Linked DNA regions of Homo sapiens: region 1 is linked to region 2. The links are chromatin contacts, found by Hi-C or POLR2A ChIA-PET in ENCODE. All regions are on one chromosome and are shown on one strand. Each heading gives the region's core, a stretch centred on a gene start or an enhancer-like site at or near the end of the contact. The rest is flanking DNA. Distances are from core to core; before and after follow the strand shown.

Region 1 (4,215 bases), core at 666-3,165, 91 kb before region 2:
AACAAAAACAAAACAAAACAAAAACATTTTGGAAGCAAAATTTAGTTTTGTCATATTTCTATATTCATGTTTACGTGGATATAGAATAAAATTCCCATTTGGATGCATTTTTCTCTCAGCGGTTCAAGCTCAACAGAACCTGCAAATGAGAGGAGGCTGCAGAAGCAAAGCATAAGAAGACATATCATGGCTAGGAGCCGTGGCTCACACCTCTAATCCCAGCACTTTGGGAGGCTGAGGCAAGCGGATCACCTGACGTCAGGAGCCGAGACCAGCCTGGCCAACATGGTGAAAACCCGTCTCTACTAAAACTACACAAATTAGCTGGGCGTGGTGGCACACACCTGTGGTCCCAGCTACTCGGGAGGCTGAAGTGGGAGAATCGCTTGAACTCAAGAGGCGGAGGTTGCAGTGAGCCGAGATTGCACCATTGCACTCCAGCCTGGGTGACAGATCAAGACTTCATCTCAAAAAAGAAGACACATCAATCCTAAATCTAAATGTGGTACACACCTAGGAAGACACATCAACCTTAAATGTACACACCTAATAACAGAGCTTCAAAAATATATGAAGCACCGAAAATGATAGAATTGAAAGGAGAAATGGACAAATCCACAATTATAGTAAGATATTTCAACAGTTCTCACTTGGTAAAATCACTTGTAAAATCACTCTGCCCATTTTACAGAGGAAAAACTGAGGCCTAAAAGGAGAAGGGGTGGGGGCTGAAGTCAGTGGCAGAGCCAGGCTTAGGACACAGAGCTCAGGCACACCTCTACATGCCCCCTGGACAACCACCTGCAGGAAGGGACTGGATTGTGAGGGGGTGTCCCCAGTCCCATGCAGGTTGAGGAGGAAGCAGGGTCTCAGGGCTGAGGTCAGGGAGGGGGGGCACTCCTTAGAGACCAGACAGCCAGGAATGCCACTGTTTGTCGTAGTTTCACTGATTTTAAGGAGGTTAAACCTCTATTTGGGTCTCAGAAATAAAGAGAAGAGCCTGCAATTCCAGGATAGCACGCTAACGAAGGGCCAAAACGCAAAGGCGTCCTGAGGGCTAAGATGGAAAGTGAAACTTTCAAGCTCCTTCTCTAACCTTGGCCAAGGTCGTTCCCTCTGGGTTCATAGAATAGGGAGGAACCCATGTAAGGCACAGGGAACAGAAGAAAGGAGGCAGGTAGAGGGACAACCTTCAGCCTGGTGCAGCCATCCCGGTCGAACAACCCCAGGCAGGAGCCGCTCGGTGGCCGAGGATGGCGGGAAGTCGCTGGGCTGCGGCTGGGGCGGGAGGTGGGCGGAGGAGGGTCCGGCGCTCTCTTTCTCCGGATTCGGAGCCCTAAGTGTGGATCAGTCGCCTCCCGCCCAGGGTGTGAGCGCCCCCTCCCCTTCTCAGCCTCCTTCGGCCTCGCCCCTCCCTCTCACATTTCCAACTCCCAAGGATAACTTGTCGCTCGCTTCAGACGCCCATGGCTTCTTTCAGCCCCTGGGACTCAGCTTTCTCCTCTACCTCTTTTGTCTATTTGTGCATTTGATGTTTCTCTGGGCGCGCCCTTGGATCTGCTTCTCTCTTGCCTTTTATATTCTCATATTCTCATATTCTCTCTCTCTCTCTCTCTCTCTCTCTCTCTCTCCCTCCCTCCCTCCCTCCCTCTCTCCCTCCCTCTCTCCCTCTCTGCCTCTCTCCCTCTCTCTCTCTTCTCTCTCTCTCTCTCTTCTCTCTCTCTTCTCTCTCTCTCTGCTCTCTCCGGCCATCTGGGCGCTGCTCCTCCGCGCCTCTGGCCTCCCCGCGGCGCGCCAGGCCCATCTCCTCACCAGCCGCTCTGGGATCCGACGGCGCCGTGGGTGGGGGCAGGTGAGACGGCCGAGCCCCGCCCGGGCGGAGGCAGGAAGCGCTCTCGCCTATCCCCCTCCCGGACCCTGTCCTCGCCCGCCACTCACCGGCGCCAGGGGAACGCAGGAGCGTGAGCCCCTTCGCGCCCCCAGCGCCGTCGGCGTCGCTGCCCCAGACACAGACACTGCCTCGAGAGGCCTCACAGAGGCGGGGGCAGAAGGCGGCGACCCAGAGCCGCCACATCCCCCGCCTTGGGCGCCGTCACAGTCCCCAGACGCCCTGGACTCCTGCAGTCTACGAAGACGCGCGGGGGACGGCGTGGTTCCGAGAGGTAGGTGAGGAGGCGGGCGCAGCCCTTCCTCTCGCAGCTGGGGACTGCGGCGTGAAAGGCCCCTCTCCAAGCTGGGCAGCCCCGTGGCCCGAGCTTTCAGGACCAACCGCCCGTGGCAGGCGTGGGCTTCCCGGGGCCACCGGCTTAACCTTGATCTCCAGACCGAGGCAGCTTCCCGGGTAGGGCCTCGGGGCGCACCCGAAAACGCCTTGGCCTCCCTGTCCGCTGGCACCCGACCCTACCTCTCCAACAGGTGTGTGTGTGGGGAAAGGGGGTCGCCTCCCCTCGTTCTACCGGAAACCCTGGCTCCCCAGAGCCGAGTGCTCAGTGCCCCGCCCAGCCTGAGGCCCTGCGTCCTGGGCCTCCTGCTCACAACCCCGGATTCCAGGCGGATGCCGTGAGAGAGGCAAGGGCCAGACGCCCTGAGCAGCCTTGGGGGTGAGGAATCGCTTGGGATGGAAGAAGGGCCACTTTTCCTAACGGAAATTAGGAATTGGCCTGGAACTCTTGGTCTAGACAGAAGCCCCCAGCTCCCCAAGGTGCAGAATCAGCTCTCCCGCGCGCTGTCTCTCTAGCTGCCTCCTGGCGTGGAGGGGGCAGAATACTTGGGGGAGTCTCTTGCTTTGGCTTTTGGGGGCCTCATAGGTTTTCTTCCCCTCTGGACTGTGAGCAGCCTCCTGCCTGAGAGAGCGTGTATCTGAATCTAAGGAATGCCAGGAGACGCCATCTTATTTGAAACCCACACTCACAAAAACGGGGCATGTGCATTTTTGTGGAGGGACCTGTTGTTTATGGGAGTGGGCAGAGGGCATCCAAAGGATTTCAAACTGTATGGACTGACTCATGGGTCAATACAAAAATTATTCGCCTTTGAAAAGGCATGTAAAGAAAAGCAAGCATAAAGGGGTGTGCATCGTGCATCGTGGGTATTGTGGAGTCTGAGAGGAATTAGTAACTCGCCGGAGTCGGCTAGGAATCTTATATGACAGCAACTGTGCCTCTCGGAGTAGTCAAGCACCGTTTAAAGATTGAGGATTTATACAGACATGCGAAAGAGATGTGAAATTATGTGCTCCCAACTGTGCTCAATAATAAAGGCAGTAGAAGGGAAATTCATATTTTCATCTATATGCCTCCCCCCTCGCAAAGTAGAACATTGCATGGTATATTTCACATAGTCCACATACCAGAGGCGGAATGTGCAACTGACTGCCCAGGACTGTGCTTTCCAGTACAAATGGAAGCACAAAGATGCCTAATGGAGAAGAGTTAAGTGAAAGTTCTCTTTTCTCAGTGCACTTCCCTAACCCTTTGAGGAAGCAAGTCTGGGGGGCCTTTCCTGATAGGATCTTCCCTCCAAATCCCTTTTGGAGCTGGAGCTCCTCTCTTTCCCTAAAGTCTGGCGCACTTGGCTCCAAGTCCCCATTTCTCCAGTCCAGAAGGGATGAAGCCTCCTCCACCCCAAACATATAGCCTTTGGCTCGCTGGGAGGAGAATTGCTCACCTTCTGCGGTGGTTTAGAACACCACCCTACACAGGGATACACATACACAGTGCCCCAGAGGAAATGCAAAGAAAGGTTTTGCTAGTCCAAGCAAGGTGTTGTGGGAGACCTCAGAGACCCTTAGAAAGAGCCTCACTCCCCACACTGCAACTTGAAAGACCCAGGACATCCCTCCCACCCCCAGGACAGACAGGGTTCTCACCAGCTGGGAACGCACAGAGCCCGTGACAACAGGAGGATCTGTTGGGCTGGGAACTTCACATCCCACCCACCCTGCCTCCAACTTCTTTTTTTTTCTGGCCAGATTAAAAGTCAAGCTTAAAGTGCTGTTGGGTTAGAGAGTTTCATTGTTTTAGTCTATTGGTTTCTCTCCCTCATTTTCTTCTCCCTCATCTCCCTTTTACTCCCAGGTTTTGCCCATTTTTTTTCTCTCTCTCCACACAGAAAATCTGTGAATTTTCTGGGCTTGAACGGAAGGAATGAGGAGGGAAAGGAGGGAATATTTGACCTATCCAGGCAGCACTCAGAGCTGTAATTGACACCAAGTCA
Region 2 (4,187 bases), core at 1,305-3,804:
ACTACCAGCCTTTATCCCCTGAAGTTTGAAAATCCCCTGGCTAGCAGCAACACCTCAGTCCAAACAGGGGCCCTTAGGGGTGCCTGTTCCACCCTCCGTCCTCCAGCCTCCCAGCCCTAATCAGAGGGCAGCCCGCCTGCTCGCCAGAGACCTCTGAGAATGGAAGAAAAAAGGCAAGACAGAAACTAAACTGGGATCTAATTGCCTCCCAAGTATTCCAAATGGGCTCTGTACTCCAGAATTAAGAAGCCCCCACTCCATCTCCTACCGCATTTGGGGGTATATGTCCTCTGAGATTTTCTCCAGGTTCATTTTCTTGCTTCTCGGTCCTCTTTTTCACTCCCACCCCACTATGCCCCACTGCCTTCTGTAGCCCGAGGGACCACAAAGAGTTGAGGAGGCTTGGGGAAGGGAGGGGTCTGCTGTTGTCTCTGGAACACTCCTCCACTCCCAGCTCAGCTCCAGGCCCGCTTCTCCTGCAGCCGGCCCGAGGCTGCCTGGGTGCCTTCTGGACTCTCGTGTTATTCCTAGAGGCAAAGCTGCGCAGTCCCAAAAGCGATCAGGTTCTCCTCTTCTCTCAGTTTTACAATGACCTTCTCTAACCCAATGATAGTAACAGCTAGGACAGCAGAGGTTTTGAGGTACATTCTTGGCTTTTTTTTTATTTGGGGGAGTGATAGAAAAAAAAACCCCAAAGGTACTGGTTTCTTTAAGCCTCTGGAAGCCTCCCTGGCCTGAGTCCCTGACCCACCAAGCTCAAAGTTACATGGGGTCTGACCCTGTAGGTCTCTAACCAGAGTGTAGAGATCTCAGGACAGACTTTTTGCAGCCACATGCTCAGGCACCCCTAACAGGTCTCTTTGGGGTTCCAGGCTGGCTTGAGCCCCAAGTCTAGGTCTGACTTGGATGTTTTATTTTCTTGATACTACTAATAAACACAGAAAAATACTAATAAACACAGAATAATAGCTAATAAACACAGAAAAATAGCTCCCACCCTCCATCCCCATGTCCCCCAACCCGTGCTTCCCCCCAGCTGTCAACTTTCTAGGTGGGAGGTGGGGTCCTCAGGACATTACATTCTGAGGCTCTGCAAGTGGCTTCTGTTGCTGGAGGGCAGGAAGGCCATAGGTACCCCCAGTTTATCAGGGCCCCTGGAAACCGGCTGCTCCAAATCACCTGGCCTGACTTAGCCTTGCCTGGAAGAAGTAGGGGCTGGAGGCCAGGGGCCACTCCCTATCTCATCCCAAAGTAGAGCCTGTGAGTGGGGAGAGAGAGGGAATGAGGGAAGCTTTGCCAGACACCTCCAACCTATGCTGGAGGGAACACAAAAGCTGGAAATCAACTCTCACCTTTGTTGTCCCCAGTCCCGTTCCCTCTTCTGGTGCATCCAGATGGGAGAAGGCAAAAGCCAAGTATTCTAACCAGGAAATCACAGGGTAGTGCCTTACATGAAGTTAAGAGGACCAGTTTTCCAAGCTGCCTTTAGAGAAAAGAGTCAGCTTTCTATTTCATCCCCTAGCTCCGAGTCAGCAGTTAGGCAGAGTTGCAAACACTCCTGCTTTGGGAAATGTCCTGGTGCTCTTTTTGTCTTTTCCTTCCTCCCGGAATGACTATTCCCCACCCCCTGTCCCAAATCTGCAGACACCTACATTTTTGGCTCCTGTCTTCCTCCTACAGGCCTCCTCCTTGCCTTTTCCTGCCCTGCTCAAACACACCCTAAGAAAACTTTAGCTTTTGTGGCCTTCCTCACTTGTGCCAAGAGTCATAAATCTTGCAGGGCAGAGAGAAACAAACAGGGTTGTTCTGAATAATAATAATAACCATCTTCCATCTCTTCTGCCAGTGCATTTAAAATTAAGCGACCCTGCTAGTTCTTCTCTTCTTAGAAGTACAAATGTCCTTATCACCTCTTAGCCCCTTCTGCCTATTCGGAGGTGAGAATCATAACAGAAACTTATCCATGAAGTTCTTTCAGCCCGTCTACTGCCAGCCAGTCTGGAGCTCAAACTAAAACACAGAGTCCTCCTTTTGTCACCCTTTTCTCAACCCTCCTCCCCCTGCAAGATGTTCAGAGTTTTTAAAATCATCACTCACCGCTTGTTGTCTGTTCTCAAAAAGAAAAAGGGGGAGGGGTGTTTTTTTTTTTTTTTTTTTTTTAAGTTCTGGTCTTTCCCTCTCCCTTGGTTAGAGACTGGGCCTGGAGACTGGAGGGAGATTTGGGAGGAATAGAGAGGGTGTAGTGGAGGGAAGAAGCCGGGGCTGGAGACTCAGAAGGAGGGAGCCAGAGTGTGAGGGTTGGAGACCCAGAACTACTTTCTAAAAAAGTCCTGGTGTTCCAATTGCGAATGAGTGCAGAGGGGCACCCGGCACCCTCACCCCCGGGCCAGGCCTGCCTTTGACTCAGCCTCCAAATACTACTTCTCATATTAGCATAATAGTTCACTAGTGGGGTATGGGGGGAGCTGTGAACTTCACCGCCCTTCCTTGCCTTTGCTCACCTCTTCCTCCCTGTCCCTCCAATCTAGATTTAAATTTTTACCTGTTCTTTAAGGAAAAAAAAAAAACCCTCCTTCTTTTCTTCTTACTCTTTTTTTGGGGAGGCGGGTATTTTAAAATTTCCCCCCTTCCCCATCACCACCATCACCTTCCCTCCTTATCAGGCATCTAAGCTTGCTAAAGGGGGAGAGGTGGGGGGGTGTGAGCTTGTGTGTGAGTGAGTGTGTGTGTGTGTCTGTGTGGTTTTTTTTCCCTGTGCAAAAGCAGAGGCCATTGTTACGGAGAGTAGGGCGTACCAGTCTTATAGGGCAACCACACTGTGGCGGCTTAGCCCTGCTGGAGCCCGGAGCTGGATTCTGGCGAGCTGAGCCGCCCGGCACCTTTCGGTCTTCTATTTTTTTTCCCGCTCCCCCACCCCCTCCCTCCTGCGCACCCCTGCTCCTAAGCCGAGTGAATTGAAGCGGACGCCGCGCGGCTCCTCTGGCCGGTCTGCCCCTCGGGCTCCCCAGCCGGGGTGGCTTTGCGGGGCGGGGGCGGGGGGGCGGGGGGCGACGCAGCTTTAAACAGTGGTCTTTTTTTCCTTTGCCTTCAAGGAGGGGAGATTTGTCGCCTGCCGCTCGCTCTGGGGCTCGATGTGAATATATATTATGTCTGCCTGTTCTCCCCTCGTCGGTGGCTAAGGTAAGCTGGACTGAAATAGGCTATCAGTTTGTGAATGGCGGAGAGTATGTCTCAATGATTTATGGCCCATATGACTCCAATCTCGGTTCAAGAAGAGTTCACAAGCTTTAAGCTTCCTTCCACGCAGCGACTCTCTCTCTCCCTCCCTCCCTCCCTCCCTCCCTCCCTCTCTCTCTCTCTCTCTCTCTCTCTCTCCCTCTCTCTCTCCCCTCTCTCTTCCTGCTTCTCTCCTCTTTTCTCCTCTCTCTCTTTTCTTTCAGCAGCCAGATCCAGGGCTGAATTTTCTCCGCGGCTGCTAAGAAAGTCTCAACCTTTCTCTGTCTTCCTTTCTTGTTATTTTTCTTTCTCCCATTAATTTTTTTAAGTCCTGGAAGATGGCCTATCCCCTCTCTCGGGGCTTCCCCAGCTATTGTTACTCTCCTGGCTCTCCCTGGGGTGTGCTTGGCAAGGTGGGGTTCTTGCGGGGGGCTCATCTCCCTTCTCCAGCGAGACCCTGGGGGGAAGCCGGCAGCCACCGTCTCCCTCCCTCCCTCCCGAGGAGCCATATGGAACCTGAATTTTTCCAACATGGAGGCAAGGGAAATAGATCTGTTTGGCTTGGTAGAGTTGTTCCCCACCCCCTCTTGTTCTGGATCCCAGATCTTGGGTCCCCTTAGCACCTTTCTCTCTTCCCACTGTCCCGTCCGCCAGGCCTCGGCGCCCTCCAACCCGGAGCCCTGCTGAGCAAAGTCCCGAAGCGGAGTTTCTAAGGCGCCTTTTAATTCGGTTACCTCCAGCTCCCAAAACTTGCTGCCGCCCGCGGGGCTCGGCCCTCGGCCGGCTGGTGTGCTGGGAACCTGCCTCCGATAACCGTTTTGGTGTCCTGATCGCTTGCTCTTCTTCGCCTCCTTGGGCCATCGTAGGTGGCTGGTAGCTTGTCGCCAGTCGCCGCGGCAGCAGCGACCGGCTGAGGCAGCCTGGCAGCAGCAGCCAGGGACTACCCGGGTGCACAAACCTTCCCAGCCCTG

The links. A loop is a pair of places that touch in the nucleus more often than their neighbours do. ChIA-PET counts read pairs that join two places held with the same protein, here RNA polymerase II (POLR2A). Pooled maps may share reads with other maps.
Region 1: a pooled map shows a loop between it and region 2 (2.5-fold over the local background). The contact joins the promoter of LINC03057 here to the promoter of HOXB-AS2 in region 2. A Hi-C loop is called at or near these places in 1 of 50 pooled maps. POLR2A ChIA-PET finds 5 or more read pairs at or near these places in 6 of 52 experiments (A549, CD4-positive, alpha-beta T cell, HEK293 and 3 more).

What each region holds. Positions count from the first base shown.
Region 1 is chr17:48,644,552-48,648,766 of GRCh38, reverse strand. It overlaps LINC03057 (long intergenic non-protein coding RNA 3057), which reads left to right and starts at 1,915. Exons shown (of 2, transcript NR_186590.1): 1 at 1,915-2,162. LINC02086 (long intergenic non-protein coding RNA 2086) reads right to left here. Exons shown (of 8, transcript NR_189645.1): 1 at 2,405-4,215. RefSeq lists enhancers at 1,122-1,331, 2,222-2,271, 1,710-2,378 and a silencer at 1,822-2,001.
Region 2 is chr17:48,554,524-48,558,710 of GRCh38, reverse strand. It overlaps HOXB-AS2 (HOXB cluster antisense RNA 2), which reads right to left and starts at 2,554. Exons shown (of 2, transcript NR_046610.1): 1 at 1,353-2,554. HOXB3 (homeobox B3) reads left to right here. Exons shown (of 5, transcript NM_001384749.1): 3 at 3,093-3,180.